2 separate regions of the Homo sapiens genome follow, and region 1 is linked to region 2. The links are chromatin loops, found by intact Hi-C in ENCODE. Cell type or tissue: heart left ventricle. All regions are shown on one strand. Links, peaks and the distances in the headings refer to the core of each region. The heading gives the core; the rest is flanking DNA.

Region 1 (10,057 bases), core at 1,041-9,040, 140 kb after region 2:
GACATTGTTTTAGGCTATGGGTCAAGTTCTAGTCTGCAACGTATGTCTGTCATACTGGGTCCAGCAGCTACACTGGGCATGCTTTTCTCGCAGCAGATAGCAGCAAAGAACCCAAACAGAACTACCTGAGCACACACAGACCTCTGCTCATGTTACCTCTGCTCACACTCCCAATGCCAGTGGGGCCAGGAAATAGCTACTCTAGTGGGAAGTACTATAAAGTTATATGGGGAAAAAAAGGCATGGATTTATAATTTCAGTGCAGGGAAGAAGTGAAGAATCAGCAACAATAATTCAATTGATCACATTCAGTAAGCACCTGTTGCTTAAAAGTGAAAAAGTCCTGACTGATGCAAATCTACTGCATTAGGGCTAAAGCTGCAGTGGAGAAGTCGGACTAAGAGACATGGGCGATAGAGGTCACAGGTAGAGAGAAGGTGGGTAGAGAAGGTCATGTGAGTGAGAAAAGGCTACAAGGGACCTGATCAGGAGAAGACAGACATAAGGGCAGCAGTCCTGAGCACATATTCATGTGGCAGTGGAGGTGCAGACTCTGCATTCAGCACTCTGGAGCCAGCTGGCAGAGAGTGGAAAGAGCCAGAGAGAACTGGACTCTGACCCAGCTTGGTCACTGTAACTCTGTGGTACTGGAGAAGTTTCCTAACCTCTCTGAGCCTCAGTGGCTTCATCTGTAAACTGGGATGAATAGTAGCAATAGTAGGTTTTGAAAGTCATTTTTCTTAAAAAATGCCATTAAAGGACCTAGTACAGGACTTTGGCCCACAGTAAGCCCTCATAGCGCTCCTATACTCCCCAGTTCTTGCCTAAGGGCAGAATGGAAAGTAGCAGCCTCCCCCTTGCTGACTGTACTGATGTTCCAAGACCCTTTGAAAGTTATGTGTCTGGGACTTAGTGCTAAAGAACTGGCCACCCCTGCCACTCAGATGCTGCTCGGCCAGGCAGTGAAGGAAAGATTCACTCCCCATCAAGCATGTAGCCCTTCATGCCCAAAGGCTTCTGGAATACTCTGACCCTCCCTCCCCCAGCTCTGCATCACCTTCAGCTACATCAGGGAAGATATTCCTGCTTGGTAGGGAACCTTGAGTCCAAAGTCACAATGGCATCCCAATGCCTGGATCTTACCAAAGAGACCGGATTTCCACCCTTCACAAAACCACTGTCTTTGTGGTTTTTCCTCTTTGGGGTAAAACTGCAAGAGATGCTTGGGGTCTCAAAGCTACTGGATCCCAGAAGCAGGCAGCCCAGCTCTGGAGCACTCCACCTTTCATCAGGGACACAGCCAAACCAAGAGAAGGACGCTGGGCTGGAAAACACATTCTGAGACCTTGGTGCTAGTCCTGGATCAGCCACTGGCTTAAATCCCTTTGCTTCCTGAATTTCCTATTGGGTTTACAAAGATAACATGTACCATTCATAGATGTCGTGAGGATAAAACGTTCTAATCAAAACGAAGGTGTTTTGCAAACTCCTAAGCTCTGTGTCCATGTGAGCTCCTCATGATGCTCCGTGACTTTTGAACAGGAAACTGTCTCAAGTGTTCTTGCAACACTCTCTCTCCTTCATAATAGATTTTGCTGCAACCTTCAGTGGCTTCTCATTGCCTGAAGCTGGACGAGTCAGCCACTGGGAGGTCTAGGCTTGGTCTCTAGCCCAGGCTCAGCCTCAGCCTTCCAGTGTGCATCTTCCTCTCTGGGTTTCAGTTTTCCTACCTGTAACCTAAGTTGGACTAGAACATTTCCAAGTTCCTCCCAGCCCTGTAAATTCTATCTTTGATACTTATCTTAGATCTTTACAAGGGCTTAGCAGTCTCCTAAAATAAGGGAAGAGAGTTGCTTCTACTCTAGCAAAAAAAAAGTTGGGGACAGATGAAGGAAGAATGGGTGAAATGTTGGAAATTTGTGAAGCTGAGTGAGAAGCAGGTGGGGGTTCATTATGCTACTTTCACCATTTTGTGTAACTTAAAAATTTTCCCTGATAAAAAAAGTTTTTATAAAATAGAAGTTCCATTGAATTTGAGTGTCTTTACAGCCTTTGTTTTCTGGTACCCTTGGGAGGCATCCATCCCGTTTAATAAAAGGTACCTTCCACAGGAAACTCCCTTCCTTTGTCATCTTTGGTATCCCCATCTCCATCTTCCACAACAGACAGTTTGAACAGCCGCACCACTCCAGCATCAGGACAGTTTGGGGGGGTTTCCAGAATCTTCTATTCCCACTTCCCATTTCTCAAATCATTTGACCTGTCGTACGTACAAAGTAAAAAGTCCTAGACAAGAGACAGGAGAGGATTTAAATTCTTGGCCAAGCTGGGGACATTAAGGAGGCCTCCAGGGCAAAGCCTCTATGCCTACAGCTGAGTCTTCATTGTGGATCTTAGTCCAGGTACAGAGGAATTAATGGTCAGAGGTGGTTTCTCCCTGGTTCATTACATGCCTTGTGTTTGGTAGCATTTTGAACGCATGGGGGAAGCGGTAGGGCTCAGTGCAGTGGTTTGGAGACCCCATGGCCTGTGCACAAAGCATCTCCTCATGTCTCAATTGCCCCTCACTGGTGAACTGTTCATAGTGCAGGGCCCCTGCTCAGGAGGTCTTCTCTTAACCTGAGGCAAGGTGGGTGACTCCCGTGGTCCCACCTAGATGGGCTGGCCATCCTAAGGAAAGGTAGCGATCATTCCAGGCCTAGGTACACCCTCTCAGTGGAGATGCCGGAACTACTTCCCACAATGACACAGGCGCTGTCAGGACGACAGACTCAGACTAAGTCCAAACCAAGGGAGGGCAATCCCAGCCCACCTGTCCTTTCTGTCTTGGTTCCCTCTCTGCCAGCCAAGCCCAAGTGGCCAGTCCCAGCTGCTGGCTCCTGCCCATAACAGGGCATCATGTGTCTGCCCTGAGGGGCTGCACTTTTCTCCACAGCCAGGCAAGTCTGCCCTGGAAAGTTGCCTTTTTTTTTTTTTTTTTTCCGGAGACGGAGTCTCGTTCTGTCACCCAGGCTGGAGTGCAGTGGCACGATCTCGGCTCACTGCAACCTCTGCCTCCTAGGTTCAAGTGATTCTCATGCCTCAGCCGCCTGAGTAGCTGGGATTTACAGATGTGTGCCATGGATGCCCGGCTAATTTTTGTATTTTTAGTAGGGACAGGTTTTCGCCATGTTGGCCAGGCTGGTCTCAAACTCCTGAACTTAGGTGATCTGCCTGCCTCGGCCTCCCAAAGTGCTGAGTTTACAGGGGTGAGTCGCCACACCAGGCCTGGAAAGTTGCTGTTCAAACCACTCTGCAGGCCGGGCGTGGTGGCTCACGCCTGTAATCCCAGCACTTTGGGTGGCCGAGGCGGGTGGATCACTTGAGGTCAGGAGTTCAAGACCAGTCTGGTCAACATGGTGAAACCTTGTCTCTACTAAAAATACAAAAAATTAGCTGGGCGTGGTGGCATGTGCCTGTAATCCTAGCTGCTGGGGAGGCTGAGGCAGGAGAATCACTTGAACCCGGGAGGCGGAGGTTGCAGTGAGCCGAGATCGTGCCACTGCACTCCAGCCTGGGGGACAGAGTGAGACTACGTCTCAAAAAACAAAACAAAACAAAACGAAACAAAGCAAAACAAAAAAACCACTCTTCAGTTGGCACATGCAGGCAGACAAGCCTCTGGAGTCAATGATGGCAAAAGTAACTGTTCAGGTTTTATCAGATTTTCCCTGTTGTGTGTTTTAAGCAAAAAATGCCGAAGAATCTTTATCTGAATAGCTCAGGTTTTTCTGTGGTCCAGTAAGAGGACATTGGGTGGGGAAGTAGGGGGAATGTACCCATATAAACTGGATGCATTCATTATGTTTTCATTGATTATTTATTGAACTCCTGCTATGTACCTAGCACTGAGCTGGGTGCTGAAGATGAAGAAAAATCAGACAAGTCCTGCCCTCAAAGAGTTCCCCAGACTAGACTAAGTAGCAATAAGACATAAACAGAAAAAGCTATCATAAAATAAAATAGAAAGCAATGAGTGTAAAAGGATTATGGTAAGGTGACGTAAGAATTTTTCTTTTTTTTTTTTTTTTAGACAAAGTCTCACTCTGTTGCCCAGGCTGGAGTGCAGTGGCATGATCTCGGCTCACTGCAACCTCTGCCTCCCAGGTTCAAGCGATTCTCAGCCTCCTGAGTAGTTGGGACTACTGGTGCGCACCACCATGCCCAGCTAATTTTTTGTATTTTTTGTCTTCAGTAGAGACAGGGTTTCACCATATCGTCCAGGCTGGTCTCTAACTTCTGACCTCGTGATCCACCCGCCTCGGCCTCCCAAAGTGCTGGGATTACAGTCATGAACCACCGCACCCAGCCGTAAGGATTTTTAAAAGGGAAAAAAAATGAATATTTACTGAACATCTAGCATGTGCCAGGATCGCACTGAGAATTCTACAAACCTCATCTCATTTAAAGTTTGTAAAAGGACTTATTAACTGTTTCACGGAGGAGGAACCCAAGACCCAGAACTTGACAGGTCACACAGCTAGTAAGTAGCAGAGCCAGGATTAAAACCCAGGGCCATCTGACTCCAAAATACATAGATTAAATGCTACTTGTAAATTTTTCTGCTAGGCATGGTGGCTAACGCCTGTAATCCCAACATTTTGGGAGGCCAAAGCAGGAGGATCATGTAAGGCCAGGAGGTCGAGATTGCGGTGAGCTATAATCACACCACTGCACCCCAGCCTGGGTGACGGAGTGGAACTTTGTCTTTAAAGACAAAGTTGTCTTTAAAGAAAAGTTTTTTTTGCCTGGGCGCGGTGGCTCACGCTTGTAATCCCAGCATTTTGGGAGGCCGAGGCGGGCGGATCACGAGGTCAGGAGATCGAGACCATCCTACATGGTGAAACCCCGTCTCTACTAAAACACAAAAAATTAGCCGGGTGCGGTGGCGGGCGCCTGTAGTCCCAGCTACTCAGGAGGCTGAGGCAGGAGAATGGCGTGAACCCAGGAGGCGGAGCTTGCAGTAAACCGAGATCGCGCCACTGCACTCCAGCCTGGGCGATAAAGCGAGACTCCGTCTCAAAAAAAAAAAAGAAGTTTTTTTTTGTTTTTCTTAAATTCACATATAATGAATGATAAATGCAACCACTTGATAGCTCTATTCAGCATAACAAACAATTGGGTATCAATCTCATCTCTAACTCTGGGTTATTGGGGCTTCTGCCGTTGCTGGGCTTGGCAGACTATCACGTAGGAAAATGTCCCAAGACTATCTCAACAGGCCGCCGCAGGGCGCCATCTCGTGTTCTCAAATGGAACTGCAGCGGAGGAACCTTTGTAGTCCTGAGCCCCTTCCTCTCTCTCTACTTAATATCAAACTGCAAAGTGCTGCAGGCACCATTACCAAAGGCTTAGCCTGAATTGAGAAAACCAGAGACCTCTGGCAACTCTGTATGGGAAAACACCTGCAAATCAGAGTTGCTGTTCTGCTGTGTTTGCAACAAACGTCCTTCATAATACAAGGAGTTCCTTGTCTGTGACAGACCTTTGCTAAGACACTGGAGATTTGAGAGGGAAGATGTGGCCCTTGAGTTGCTCACAGTCTAGTGAGGGAACAGCCAAATGCATGAAAATCATAACTGCATGTGCCAAGTGCTCTGATAGAGAGGAACACAGAGTGAATTGGAAAGCCTCCCGGATGAGATTACCATGGAGCTGAAGCTTTGGCATGTGTAGGAGTCTGTCAGACTGAGAAGAGGTTAAAGATAGATGATCCAGGCTGAAGGATGGGATAGAAAAGTGAACAGAAGCTGGGGCAGAACTGCAAGTGTTTCAATTTCAGCAAAGTCCAGTTAACAACCAGTGGAGGAAAGGCCACAGGTGGCCAGGGGCCAGGTCATAAAGGATCTTCAAGTGATGTTAAGAAGAATAGACCTTCTCCTGCAGGCTATGGGGCTTGGAGCAAGTCACTGACTCAGTTAGATCTGAATTTTATTTTATTATTATTATTATTATTATTATTATTATTATTATTATTATTGAGATGGAGTTTCGCTCTTGTTGCCCAGGCTGGAGTGCAGCGGCATGATCTGGGCTCACTGCAACCTCTGCCTCTTGGGTTCAAGCCATTGTCCTACCTCAGCCTCCCGAGTAGCTGGGATTACAGGCGCCTGCCACCATGCCTGGCTAATATTTTTTGTATTTTTAGTACAGAGGGGGGTTTCGCCATGATGGCCAGTCTGTTCTCGAACTCCTGACCTCAGGTGATCCACCCGCCTCGGCCTCCCAAAGTGCTGGGGATTACAGGTGTGAGCCACTGTACCTGGCCTAGATCTGCATTTTAGAAAGAATAATCTAGTAACAGAGGAGAGTCTGGAAGGGAGAGGACCAGAAACCAGGAACCTGGTTCAGATGCTTTCGTAATTTGGTAATCCCCTTTGTAACTAGAGAAGACATACTTGAGACCCAAATTAAGGTCAAGATCATCAGGGTGGAGACAAAAAGACAGATCTGAGAGGCATTAAGGAAGCAAAACCACAGTGACCGATGACTTGGGAATGAGGAAACTGGAGGAGTTGAGTAAGTAAAGGATACACTCCTGAGGGCAGGTTTGATGGAGAGGATAAGATCCGCTTAGGACATGTGGAGTTGGTATTGAAGGAACAAAGGAGGCAGTTCAGTGGGTCTGGAGCTTTGGAGAGATGTTTCAGCCAGAGACTGGGAGTCATTCACATATTTATAGCTCTGAAGTCTTCGAAGAAATTGAAATCACCCATGAAAAGCGGGTCGTGTGGGACGAGAAGAAAAAGCATAGGATAGTACCTGGGGGACCTTGGATGTTGTTTTCAAGCTTCTAGAAAAGGAGCCTGTACAAGATCAAGAAGGTGGCCCAAAGTGGTAGGAATGAAAAACAGGCACATATGGAATATATACTTCTGAGAGTACCGAAGATTTTCCAAAGGGTATCCAGGAATGGAACTTTAAGAGAATCTTCAATTTCGTGTGTTCTCTTTTCTAAGCCAGATTGCTTGCCAATGAACCAATATTTGAAGGATTGTGCTGTGGGTTTTCTTTCCTACTTCCTATTCCACAATCCTAGTCTGCCACTGTGGTGCATTTTTCCCCAGGGTATGAAAATCTAGGGTGCCAGAGCAAAGGGACAGCTCAAAGTTTTAGTGTAGACAGTGACAGCATCACTAGGAACCAATCAAATATCAGCTGATACACTGTTAAAAGCAATTCTGATGATAGATTATTATGTGATTTTGGGAGGAGATTTCTAATTGAATGACATTTATATAACAAATCTTTCCTTCCTATCTACTTATTTTGTTTTAAAAAAATTTCTCAGTGCTTATGGTCATAAAAAAAATAAACAAAAACAGAAAAAAGAAAAAGTGATGCTGACCCCTAGCAAAAAGAAATAGTCACTCATGGATATATAAACAAATAGATAACATAATTTTTTAAGTCCTATCTGTCTCATTAAGAGATGCATCCCCAGCCGGGTGTGGTGGGTCACGCCTGTAATCCTAGCACTTTGGGAGGCCGAGGCGGGTGGATCACCTGAGGTCAGGAGTTTGAGACCAGCCAGGCCAACCCGGTGAAACCCCATCTCTACTAAAAATACAAAAATTAGCCTGGTGTGGTAATGTGGATGCATCATCCCCAACAAAAGTATACACTTTCATATTAAGATTTATAAGATACTTGTTATTTTGAATACTAATAATTATTACAATGATAACTGCATCCAAAAGAAATTGCTCTTCATCTGACCCTTTTCCATTTAGTCCTGCTGTGAAAATCTTTGTCCCGGCCCCTGCCCCATGTCACTCGTCAGTTTCCATGATTCCTCCTCTCTGTTCCAGGCTCTCCCAAATCCACTCCCATCTCTCAACACCCCAAGACTGATCTTCCTACAGTCTGACCATAGGAGTCCCTGGGAACCCAAAGTGTGGGCCCTGGGGCTCCAGCATCAGCATTGGCATCACTGTGGATTTTTTTTTTTTTTTTTTTTCGAGACGGAGTTTCGCTCTTGTTGCCCAGACTGGAGTACAGTGGCGCAATCTTGGCTCACTGCAACCTCTGCCTCCTGGGTTCAAGCAATTCTCCTGCCTCAGCCTCTCAAGTAGCTGGGATCACAGGTGCCCGCCACCACACCTGGCTAATTTTTGTATTTTTAGTAGAGACGGGGTTTCACCATGTTGGCCAGGCTGGTCTGGAACTCCTGACCTCAGGTGATCTGCCCGCCTCAGCTTCCCACAGTGCTGGGATTACAGGCGTAAGCCACTGCACCCGGACCCAGGATTTTCATTTTGGTTACAATGCAGCTCAGCAGTCCTCCAATGGAATACTGAATAAACAAACTATAGTACATATGTAAACAGAATACTACTCAGTAATAAAAAAAAGACTGGGCTGGGCACGGTGGCTCATGCCTGTAATCCCAGCACTTTGGGAGGCCAAGGTGGGCAGATCACTTGAAGTCAAGAGTTCGAGGCCAGCTTGGCCAACATGGTGAAACCCCATCTCTACTAAAAATGCAAAAAATAGCTGGGTGTGGTGGTGGGCACCTATAATCCCAGCTACTCAGGAGGCTGAGACAGGAAAATTGCTTGAACCCAGAAGGCGGAGGTTACAGTGAGCCAAGATTGCACCACCGCACTCCAGCCTGGGCAACAGAGCAAGACTCCGTCTCAAAAAAAAAAAAAAAAAAAGAACGAACTATTGATCTATTGATACAAGCAACACAGATAGATGTCAACATATTATGCTAAGTTTAAAAAGCCTTATAAAAAGGTAAATACTGTGTAAATACTGTATAATTCCATTTATATGAAAGTATAAAACAGACAAAACTAATCTATGGTGGAAAAAAAATCAGAGGAGTGCATATCTCTGAGGAGCAAAGGTGAAGATTGACTGTAAAGAATGTAAGAGGAGGCTGGGAACAGTGGCTCTCGCCTGTAATCCTGGCACTTTGGGAGGCCAAAGCAGGCAGATCACCTGAGGTCAGGAGTTCGAGACCAGCCTGGCTAACATGGCGAAATCCCGTTTCCACTAAAAATGCAAAAAAAAAGGCCTGACGTGGTAGTGCACACCTGTAGTTCCAGCTACTCAGGAGGCTGCGGCAGGAGAATCACTTGAACCCGGGAGGCGGAGGTTGCAGTGAGCTGAGATTGCACCATTGCACTCCAGCCCGGCAACAGAGCGAGACTCCATCTCAAAAATAAAAATAAAGGCCAGGTGCGGTGGCTCACACCTGTAATCCCAGCACTTTGGGAGGCTGAGGCGGGTGGATCACAAGGTCAGGAGTTCAAGACCAGCCTGGCCAATATGGTGAAACCCCATCTCTACTAAAAATACAAAAATTCGCCGGGCATGGTGGTGGGTGCCTGTAATCCCAGCTACTCAGGAGGCTGAGGTAGGAGAATCACTTGAACCCAGGAGGCGGAGGTTGCAATGAGCCAAGATCGTGCCACTGCATTCCAGCCTGGGCAACAGAGTGAGACTCCATTTCAATAAGTAAATAAATAAATAATTTTAAAAGAATATAAGAGGACTTTCTGGGTGATAGCAATATCCTATATCTTGGAAGAGGTTTGGGTTACACATGCATTAGTCAAAATTGAACTAATGTACACACATGAGGCGAATCTCATCTGCAGTTAATTGACTGTAAATTTTACAACAAAATTAAAAACCATAAGCAAATATTGAATTCTAGTTAATAATATGCATGCTGACTACCTGGGTGAAGTATACTGATATCTGTGATTTACTTTAAAATTAACCAAAATCAGGCCAGACACAGTGTCTCATGCCCGTAATCCCATTGTTTTGGAGGCCTAGGTGGTAGGATCACTTGAGCCTAGGATTTTGAGGCTGTCATGAACTATGATCATGCCCCGGCACTCCAGCCTGGGCAACAGAGCGAGACTCTGTCTCAAAAAACAAAACAAAATAAAAAATTTAAGTTGGCCAAAATTAAATGAATTAGGCCAGGTGCAGTGGCTCACGCCTGTAATCACAACACTGAGATGCCAAGGAGGGAGGATCACCTGAGGTCAGGAGT
Region 2 (10,057 bases), core at 734-8,733:
CTTGAGCGAGAGTTAATCTACTCCCTCTTTTCTTGTTACTCCCTGTACTTTGATCACAGCTCTCACTGAAGTCTACCTTGTACCACAGTTGATGGTACACGTCTCTGTCTCCCTCACTGGACAGAAAATTTCTTTGAGGGCCATAATTTTTCCAATTCCTCTTTCATCCTTGGATTTTAATAGAATTTTAGGCCAAAGAAACCCTGAAAAATGAATATTTTGCCTGCAGAATGGATCAATCCTAGCATGACATCCTCTATTTTAATAATTCCGAAGTACATAAATTTGGCTCAAAGAGGCAAAAAAATAAAATAAAATAATAAAAATATAACTTTGTATGGCTGCTTTTTCAAAATGAGTTTTACACTTGAGAAGCAAGACGAGAATGGTTTTGGATTCCCAGGTAACTAAGGCTCGGAAACAGCCCTTCCTAGGTGGAGGTCCTTACATCGTACATGCGGTGTTGTTGTTGTAGCCCTGCCCACAGAACTGTTCCTGCTGCTCCCTTCAACCACGGGGATCACAGGTTGCTCCTGGCCTCAGGTCCTTAAGATATACTTCCTAGTCTTCTCCCACTTCTGCTACTTGTTAAATCCAAGTGTTTTCCCTGAAACACATCATGTATTCTTTGCTTGACTTTATTTGTTGTCATCCTTGAAGCTCTTCCTGTGCCTTACCACCATCCCCACATGCATCACCCACCCCACACACACCCCTGGGGCTCCTCACACTTTGGGAACACTATGCTGGATGTTTTTCCTCCTCAAAGGTGACAGCTCAGTGGGGCTTAAAAATCATGCAGAGGCTCAACAAGCTTCCCTCACACACACTGGTCCCACTAATAGAGGTAGACACCAGAGACACCTTCACACACCACAAGGTCAGAATTCAATAGGGGAGACAGAAGAAAAACCTTAGTCCGTGCACAGTTCTGCATATGCCTCTGGCATTGCTCTGTTTTCAAATCGCCAAAGACTCATTAATAGCGTCCACTGACAGTGCAATGTGCAAGAGCCAACCTGCTCTGATTTTAATCCTGTGTGCACTTGCTTCACATTCTGTGTTAGTGGGCACAGAGCTCTCTAGATGTCATAAGATTGTTCTGCAGAGTCATGGTTTGTTGAGTGTTTTTCTCCAGGCTTCGCTACCTTTCCAATGTGATCTTGCATTCCAAAACTACAAAGCTAACCTTTGGAAAACTCACCCAACCCCACATACTGCATTTATTTGCTCAAAAACATCTTCCGTCTTTTCATTTGGTGCTGGCTCTGAAACAGCAGTGCCCTCTGGAGGCAGTCTGATGTGGTGATTAGGGGCATGGGCCCTCAGGCTATTTCTTAGCTGTGTGATCATAGGAAAGCTACTGCAATCTCTGTGCTTCCATTTGTTTTCTCATCCGTAAAATGGAGCTGGTCATGAAAACTGTATTAGATAATGCAACATATCTGTTCACAACAATTGTATTTATTAGGATACCTTTCTATTTTTTTAAAAAGAAATCTCAGGCACTATTTCTTGAACCAGGTAGCAGGGAAAGGGGTATAGTTTCTCCAATATTTCAAGTATTTTTTGACCAGAGCTTTTACAATCTTACCTTAGAACTGGCTCTTACATGTTCTCTCAGCAAAGGGGTTCAGCAGAGCCAAAAAAAGAGGAAGAAAACCAGGGGAGAATGAGGTTATAGAATGCAGATTAGCACATTTTTCCTACAAAAGACCAGAGAGTAAATAATTTAGGCTTTGCAGGCCTTAGGGTCTCTGTTAGAACATAACTCTGCTGTGTAGTATGAAAGCAGCCAAAGACAAATGTAAATGAATGAGTGTGGCTGTGTCCTGATAACATGTTATTTACAAAAACAGGTGGAGGGCCAGATTTGGCCTGTGGGGCTGCAATGTGATAACCCCCATCATAGAACATAAGGAAAGAGAGTTTCAGGGAGAGAGAAGTAGACGCAGTGTCAAATGTGGCAGAATGGACAAGTAAGGTAAGGACACAAAAATATCTATTAGATTTGGCAACTAGGGAATCACCGGGGCAAGGATAATATAAGTGGAGAGATGGGGACAGATGCTGAGCTGCAGAATCTTCGTTGACCAGGAAAAAAGCCTAGGTAGTAGGCCTCGAAAAAAAATGAAGAAGTAAGATTCTATAAATGCCTCTACTTCCTGAGACAGAAGTATTAGGCTCTGAGGATTCAGTTCACCGTACAAAACATTCTTATTAATTCTGGCAGCGAGGTAGCCTGGGCCCCTGACACCTCCTAAGATGTCCTGAACTCAGACTCCCTGTCCTGAGCTTTTCAGAATATAATCAGTTCAGCTAGTGGACTGTCTTTACTGTAATACTGAAAAGAAGGCTGAAAATAAGTGTTAGAGCCCAAGAGGTATGTGGGCACCTTCCTATCTGCACACCTTTGCTCCTGCGACATTGTTTTTCATTCCTGTAAGGGTTTTCTACTCTTTTTGTTAACTTATTTATCATAACAATCATAATATCACAAATCTTAAACTTCCATTGAGTCCTCCCAGTCCATGCAGTTTGGTGTGACCAGCTCTTATCCTATACTGTAAGAATGCCTGTGGTCCATTAAGTAGTAGGAATCCTTCTCCCTTCCTTCTAGGAACAGAGCTTTTGTCTTTCCCCAGAGAATTTGAGCTCAGTTCTGTTTACCGTGAAAAAAAGAATGACAGTGAAGGATATAAGGGATATAATGAGTAGTCCCCTTGCTGTATTTATTTTAGCTTCCTGACTATATCCAAGGAGTGACTTGTTCAGATTATCCTGTGAGATACCTAACTCTTAACCAAAGTCCTGCTTCTAGAAGAGAAGGAGAGCACAGAAACTAACATTTGTAAAGCGCCTACGATGTGTCAGCCAAGATGCCATATCCTGGAAAGAGAAGGATGAATAAAACCAGCTGGTCAGTACATCTACCTAGGGAGGCAGGAGGGTGGGAACTATTATCCCCATTTCACAAAAGAATAAACTGATGCTCAGAGAGGTCAAATTACTCCCTAAAGTCATTCAACTCATAAGAGACTCAGCTCATAAGAGGTGAAGCTGAGGGCTTGCTGTTCCAGATGGATAATATACATGGTTCCTATTACCAAAAGATACAAATGAGATTAAGTAAAGGTATGGAGGAAACACAACAAGGCCAAGCATCTTAGAGGTAGTACAGGAGAGGGGTTAAGTGTGTAGGATTCTAGACAGGCTGCCTGGGTCTGAATCCAGCACTACCACTTATTAGCTATGAAACATCATCAAAATTACCTTCACCTAAAATCTAGAATGGATAAGCATATTATGATGTAAAGAGTCTCTAAGCTATTAATACCAAATGTCAACTTAATCAACTGCTGCATGCCTACTCCTCAGGCCACGTGGCTGATTACAGAGAGACACAGGTACTTCCATCAAACATGCTTCTAAAACATGAAGAAGCTGAAATCCTAAAATAAAATACAGAACCAATAATTCATGATAGCTCTTGAGGCAGAACTGTCAAAAATCAATACCATATGTTTTGAACTCATTATGATTGCCTTAGAAAGAACAGACTGAAGCACAACCTCCTTGAATCACTCTTCATATAAAACAGTACAGCACATACAAGGCAATAAACAAAACCATTTACATGACTGCAGTAATAAAATATATTCAACTTCTGATTATATACAAAAATTGGGTTTTTAAAAAACATGGTTCCCTGCAAATCTATAACATACTTAAGGAGGAGTTAACTGAGCCACCTATTATTATAGACTGTTAATTTTTAAAAATTACATTGTAAACATACCTTCACTCTTTCTGCTATGAATGGTCACAACCTATTTTGGCCATCTGGGAATATTCACACTGAATCAAACACACCGTAGTGAGAATCATCTATTAAAGACATGACCACCATAATTGATCACTTCTGCATTCTTACTATAAAATTCTTTCTTTTAACACAGATACTAACATTTGCACCAGAATACAGCGACCATATTTGTCACAAAAGCATTAGAAATAAGTACCAACACCATGTAAGGTGGCCCTTCTCCTAGTATCCCTGGATGACACGGGTCATTCTGCTAATCAGTTACTGAGGTATTCAGAATATAAGACAATCTGTGTGCATCTTATATTTAAAACCCAAGTGTATTATGGGTTCAAGGCTTTCACTCAATCTTATGAACACTATGTGTTTAAATGAAGGAAGCAGGAGGTGACAGGAATTTAGACTCTTCTAAGTAAAGCTGAAAAAGCTAATAAGAAATGTGGATAATATTTAGTGACTTGGCTGCTGAAGATCTCACAGCAGCACTTTCCTCCTACCTAATCCAAAGAGCCTAGAAAAATATCAAGGACAAGAGGCCAGGAGTCAAGATAAAATGGGTTATAGAAACCAATCCTTCTACCCATAATACAGGTTCACCCCTATAAGGATATCTCAGGAAGGATACGAAAGAAGAGTGGCTACCTCTGAAACAAAGTATTAAAGAACAGGAGACTTGGATGAGAAGACTATTTTACACTTTCATAGTACTCTTCTATATGGTTTACATTTTTATCATGTGCATATGGAACCAAATTTTAAAAAATATCATCCTTATATTTTTTAAACACAAACATCAAGGACAAGAGCCTTGGAGGCAGTCCTGCACAGCAGTTATCTGTGCAGGCTTTTACAGAGACTGCCCAGGTTTGAATCCCATAACAACCATTACTAGCTAAGAAACATTAGTAAAGTTACTGAAATTCTCTTTGAAACCCAATTTCTTCTTCAGATAAAAATAATGCTATTTTAGAGGGACTAAATAAAGGAGATAAAACTCTAGTAAGTGTTCAATAAATTCTAGCTGTATTATACTTGGGGATATGAATAATGCCTATCCTCCTTCTGTTGACTCTGAAAGTTATTTCTTGAGTCATAATACTAACACTACAAGAGCTATCATGCAGATTTCCTATCAGCCCAAACCATGTGCAAGGGTGGGCCTAGCTCTCTACTGCCACCTCCTGTCAGCTAGAAACATGCAGAGCGGTCCGTAAGAAACTGCTCAAGCCTTAGGCAGAGCAGGAGCCGTGATGGCTCACTGAAATACAGTCTCCGAAACACGTGTGATAGGAAAGCATTCCTCTGTTAGAAATAGCCTTTCTCTTTAAAAGGCTCCTTTGAGGTGTATCTGTTTACAAACCAAGAAAAATGAAGTTGCTCTTTTATAATTTCTTTCAGCACATTCAGCTGTGTGCTAGACACTGTGCTAAGCTCTTTGCAAACATGACTTAATTTAATCTTCCCAACAAGATGATGTAATTTGCCCAAAGTCATACAGCTAGGAAATGCAGGCCTGGGAATGTGAATGGTAGTGTAGCTCTAGTGAAGTGTGGAAGCTCTTTGTTCTTTCCCTACGAAATTAAAGCAGACAGGGAGAGCGCTGCTTATTTGCCTTGGTGGTGGAATCAGTCAAACTGGATGCAGCGTCTGTACCAGTCAGGTCAGGGCCATGGTGAGGGACAGAAGGCACACTCAAACTAGGGAAACTAGAAAAGATTAATAAAGAGATGGAGATGCTTAGAGAAAGCAAGAGAGATGGTACAGTCCCTGGGGTAGCTGACTGTACCAACAACTTGGCCTGAAGGTGCAAGGGGAAGGGCTGGGGAGGGCATGGTTATAAGAACCCGCATAGCTGCGATGAGAAGGCTGCCTGACTGGAGTGTGGATGTGCACTGGGGGCGAGGGGTAACACCCTGCAGCCTCTGGTCTTCATTGCTGCCTGCTGATGTAGTCCACAGAGGCTGGTCTTCCTTGCCACTAAGCAAGTAGAAAAGATAGACAGTGGATCTAGAGGTGGCCAACCAAAATCACCTAGCAAAAGACCAAAATATGGTTATTATCAGTGGTTACTCCTGGCTTGGAGATTTGGGCTTATTTTTAATTTATTCTTTATGTCTTATCTTTATAAGAACAAAGCTATTTTCCTTTAGAAAAAAATATTTTTAACAATATGCAGAAAAATTTCCAGTCTTCTTTTTGAAGAGGTACTTCAAACATGCTATTTTCTTAAGTATGTTTTTTATATCTTAAGCCTACTACGTTGTCTAGAAAATAACTCTAAAATCATGTCAACAGATAATAGTAATTTGATTTACATTATTTTCTTAATCAACATCATCATCACCATCACCATAAACAACTACAATTGTATATGAAAGAAGCAAGCTAGGTTGCTGCAGACTGAAAAGTGGGAATGGTGTCCCAATACTTTACCACTGGGGTTTGCAAACTATAGCCTGCAAGTCAAATCTGGTCCACTGTATGATTTTGTACATAAAGTTTCAATAGGACACAGCCATGCTCTGTCTTCACACTAAAACAGCAGAATTGAATCACTGCAACAGACACTGTATGGACTACAAAGCCCCAGATATTTACTATCTGGCCCTCTGCAGAAAAAGCACCCTGCCAATCCCTACTTTACAGCTTCTGCCATAAGGTTTTTAACAAAAAAAAATCTATACATCAGCTTATCCTATCTTAGCAGATACTGACAAAAATAAAACTTACTGGAAAAAAATATAATTTAAACTCTCTTTACTGCAGATATGTAAAAATGCTCTGCAGAAAATAGGATCCACATCAGCAGTAGCTTAATATAAATGGCATTTCTAAATATTATATTTATTTGGCATCTGAGTTGTTGATAATCAGATGGACCTAAAAATGAAACAGAGAAGACATTAGAACTTCCTATTATTTTTCACTAACTGTAGGCAACCTCTGCTTGTCTGATTTTACTCATCTGTAAAATGGGTGGATGGAACTTTTCAATAACTTTTTTATTAACTTTCATTTTAGGTTCAGGGGTACATGTGCAGGTTTGTTATACAAGTAAACTCATGTCACAGGGGTTTGGTGTACAGATTATTTCATCACCCAGGTACTAAGTATAGTACCCAATAGGTACTTTTTCTGATCCTTTCCCTTCTCCCACTCCCCATCCTCAAGGAGGCCTCAGTGTCTGCTGTTCCCCTCTTTCTTCCATGTGTTCTCATCATTTAGCTCCCACTTATAAGTGAGAACACGCAGTATTTGGTTTTCTGTTCTTCTGTTGGTTTGCTTAGGATAATACCCTCCAGCTCCAACCATGTTGCCGCAAAGGACATGATCTCACTCTTTTTTATAACTGCATAATATTCTATAGTATATATGTACCATATTTTCTTTATTCAGTCCACTATTGATGGGCATTTAGGCTGATTCCATGTCTTTGCTATTATGAATAGTCCTGCAATGAACATATGTGAGTATGTGTCTTTATGGTTGAACGATTTATATTCCTTTGAGTATAGACTCAATACTGGGATTGCTGGGTCGAATGGTAATTCTGTCTTTAGTTCTTTGTGGGATCATCACGTTGCTTCCCACAATGGCTGAACTAATTTACACTTCCACCAGCAATGCATAAGCGTTCCCTTTTCTCCACAATCTCACCAGCATTTGTTATTTTTTGACTTTTTACCAATAGCCATTCTGACTGGTATGAGATGGTAGCTCACTGTGGTTTTGACTTGTATTTCTCTTATGATGAAAAAATTTCAGCATTTTTTCATATGCTTCTTGGCCATGTATATGTCTTCTTTCGAAAAGTATCTGCACATGTCTTTGCCTACTTTTTTAATGTGTTTGTTTTCTTCTTGTAAATTTAAGTTATTTATAGATTCAATATCTCAGATCTCTTTAGAATCAAAGCTTAGTGACTCTGAGAATTTAAGGACAATACCTTGTTTATCTGTGTGATTCAATCAAGAAATAAATTAAGTCAGTCACACACACAAAAAAACAAACATTATATGATCCTAATTAAATGAAGTCTTGAAAGCAGTCAAACCCATAGAATCAGAAAGTAGAATGGTGGTTACCAGAGGCTGAAGAAAGGGGGGAAAGAAGAACTGTTTAATGGGTATAGATTTTCAGATATGCAATATGAAAAATTCTGGAGATCTGTTGCACAGCAATGTGAATATACTTAACACTCCTGAACTGTACCTTTAAAATGGTTAAGATGGTAAATTTTGTTATGTGTTTCCTTACCACAACAAAAAAAGAAAGAAAGAAAGAAAGAAATTAGGCATTTAGGGAAGAGTCTAGAGGGCAGTCCATCCTATGCTCACATTCATGTGAGGGTGTACTCAAGAAAAAAAAGTCTAGCTTACTCTTAAAAGCAGTGAAGAACAATTTCTTCAGATACAGAAATACAACGGTGTTTTGGAGCTATTTCTATTTTTCTCAGTTTTTAGAAGATGAGCTCGCAAAGTCACTTTTTTTTTTTTTTTGAGACAGAGTTTCGCTCTTGTTGCCCAGGCTGGAGTACAGTAGCACGATCTCGGCTCACTGCAACCTCCGCCTCCCGGGTTCAAGCCATTCTCCTGCCTCAGCCTCCCAAGTAGCTGGGATTACAGGCATGCACCACCACGCCCAGCTAATTTTTATATTTTTTTAGTAGAGATGGGGTTTCATCATGTTGGCCAGGCTGGTCTCGAACTCCTGATCCTCAGGTGATCCACTCACCTCGGCCTCCCAAAGTGCTGCGATTACAGGCATGAGCCACCGTGCCTGGCCCACTATTCTTAATTAATTATTGCACAGTATGATTTCCAAGCCTTAAGAGTTTAGTAAAATGGAAACTTCTTCCTGTCTTTCACCATTTTTTTACTGAACTGTTAAATGAGCACTTGAAAGTCCTGCAACCTCTCTGGTTCAGTATATTTAACTAAAATAAAATTACACAGTACATTATATTTCTTCAGCTTGCTCTCTTCTTGCATGCCTAAGAGGACTCATAGCCCAGCTAATATGAGCCTTGTGCCATCTAGAACAAATTCTATTACAGCAAGTCTATGATAAAGTAACCTATTACTTTGAAATAATAGTACATGGATTTTATATAATGTGCTTTTCCAGTTAGTTCCAAGTGCCTTTTCACTGCAACTAGCCTTGTTATCTGCTTCAATAAGTCCTCTTCTGGTGGGGGAGAAACTTGCTCTTAAAACCCAAAATCCGGCTGGGCACAGTGGCTCACGCCTGTAATCCCAGCACTTTGGGAGGCCAAGACAGATCACGAGGTCAGGAGTTCGAGACCAGTCTGACCAACACGGTGAAACCCCCGTCTCTACTAAAAATACAAAAATTAGCTGGGCATGGTGGCGCGTGCCTGTAATCCCAGTTACTCAAGAGGCTGAGACAGGAGAATTGCTTGAACCCAGGAGGCAGAGGTTGCAGTGGGCCAAGATTGCGCCACTGCACTCCAGCCTGGGTGACAGAGCGAGACTCCATCTCAAAAAAAAAAAAAAAAAAAACATAATCCTCTCTAAAACCTTCTAAAACAGCTTTACAGGAAAAGAGCAGAAAAAAGTTTGAATCAAAATTTAATGGATTCAAATCAATAGTCATTACTAATGACTCACTTTATGGAAGGCCCTGCCCAAGGAACTACAGATAACACAGAGATAAGTTACTATTCATGCCCTCTAGGACCTAACAACCTGGTCAGCTAAAAATGCATCTAATCAGTTGTCTGTAAAGAGATTATTAAATAATAGTAATAAGGGGTAGAATAATGTAAGTTCCAAGGTAATAGGTACAAAGGAAGGAAGTTGTATTCCCTTGAGAAGGGAGTTAAACACAGGAAAACCTCACTAGGGAGGTGGCCTATTGTATCAACCACGAAAGGATGAGTCTTTCAGAAAGGAAAAGTCTTTTGGAAACAAGAACACCTGGGTTTTAGCCCTCCTCTGTTTGTGTGACTTCGGACAAGTCATTTCCCACCTAGGCCTGTTCTCTTATCTACAAAATGAAAAACTGACTTAGATGATCTTCAAATCCCTTCCAATTCAGATAATCCCCTATGTGCCAATTAAATAACTAAAGGATACAGAAATTGGGAGACTGAAGACAAATCTGTCTCTGTGGACTAACAATAAATTTGTAAAACACTGACATCTGCTGGAAATTAAGAAAACTATTCAATCCATCTCATAAATAGCCTTTAAAAACCTAGTCTTGAAT

The links. Hi-C counts contacts between places; a loop is a spot of excess contacts. Peaks named below come from ENCODE experiments on the same cell type or tissue, not always from the same donor. Only the 100,000 strongest peaks of a DNase experiment are listed, where the experiment ranks them.
Region 1: it touches region 2 in a loop (2.9-fold over the local background); 28 of 110 quality-filtered maps call a loop at or near these places.

The regions. Positions count from the first base shown.
Region 1 is chr15:79,988,296-79,998,352 of GRCh38, forward strand. No RefSeq gene overlaps it. Among named protein-coding and RNA genes, the nearest start is that of BCL2A1, 22 kb to the left of the region's middle. In heart left ventricle, for the core only: CTCF peaks have their summits at 5,295 (motif pointing left) and 5,505; a DNase peak (open chromatin) is centred at 5,266; H3K27ac peaks cover 266 bases.
Region 2 is chr15:79,848,688-79,858,744 of GRCh38, forward strand. The region is part of intron 3 of ST20-MTHFS (ST20-MTHFS readthrough); the gene reads right to left. All of the region lies in intron 2 of MTHFS (methenyltetrahydrofolate synthetase), which reads right to left. Among named protein-coding and RNA genes, the nearest start is that of MTHFS, 43 kb to the right of the region's middle. RefSeq lists an enhancer at 5,020-5,521. In heart left ventricle, for the core only: CTCF peaks have their summits at 1,285 (motif pointing left), 5,010 (motif pointing left) and 5,210; no DNase peak of the experiment used is centred there.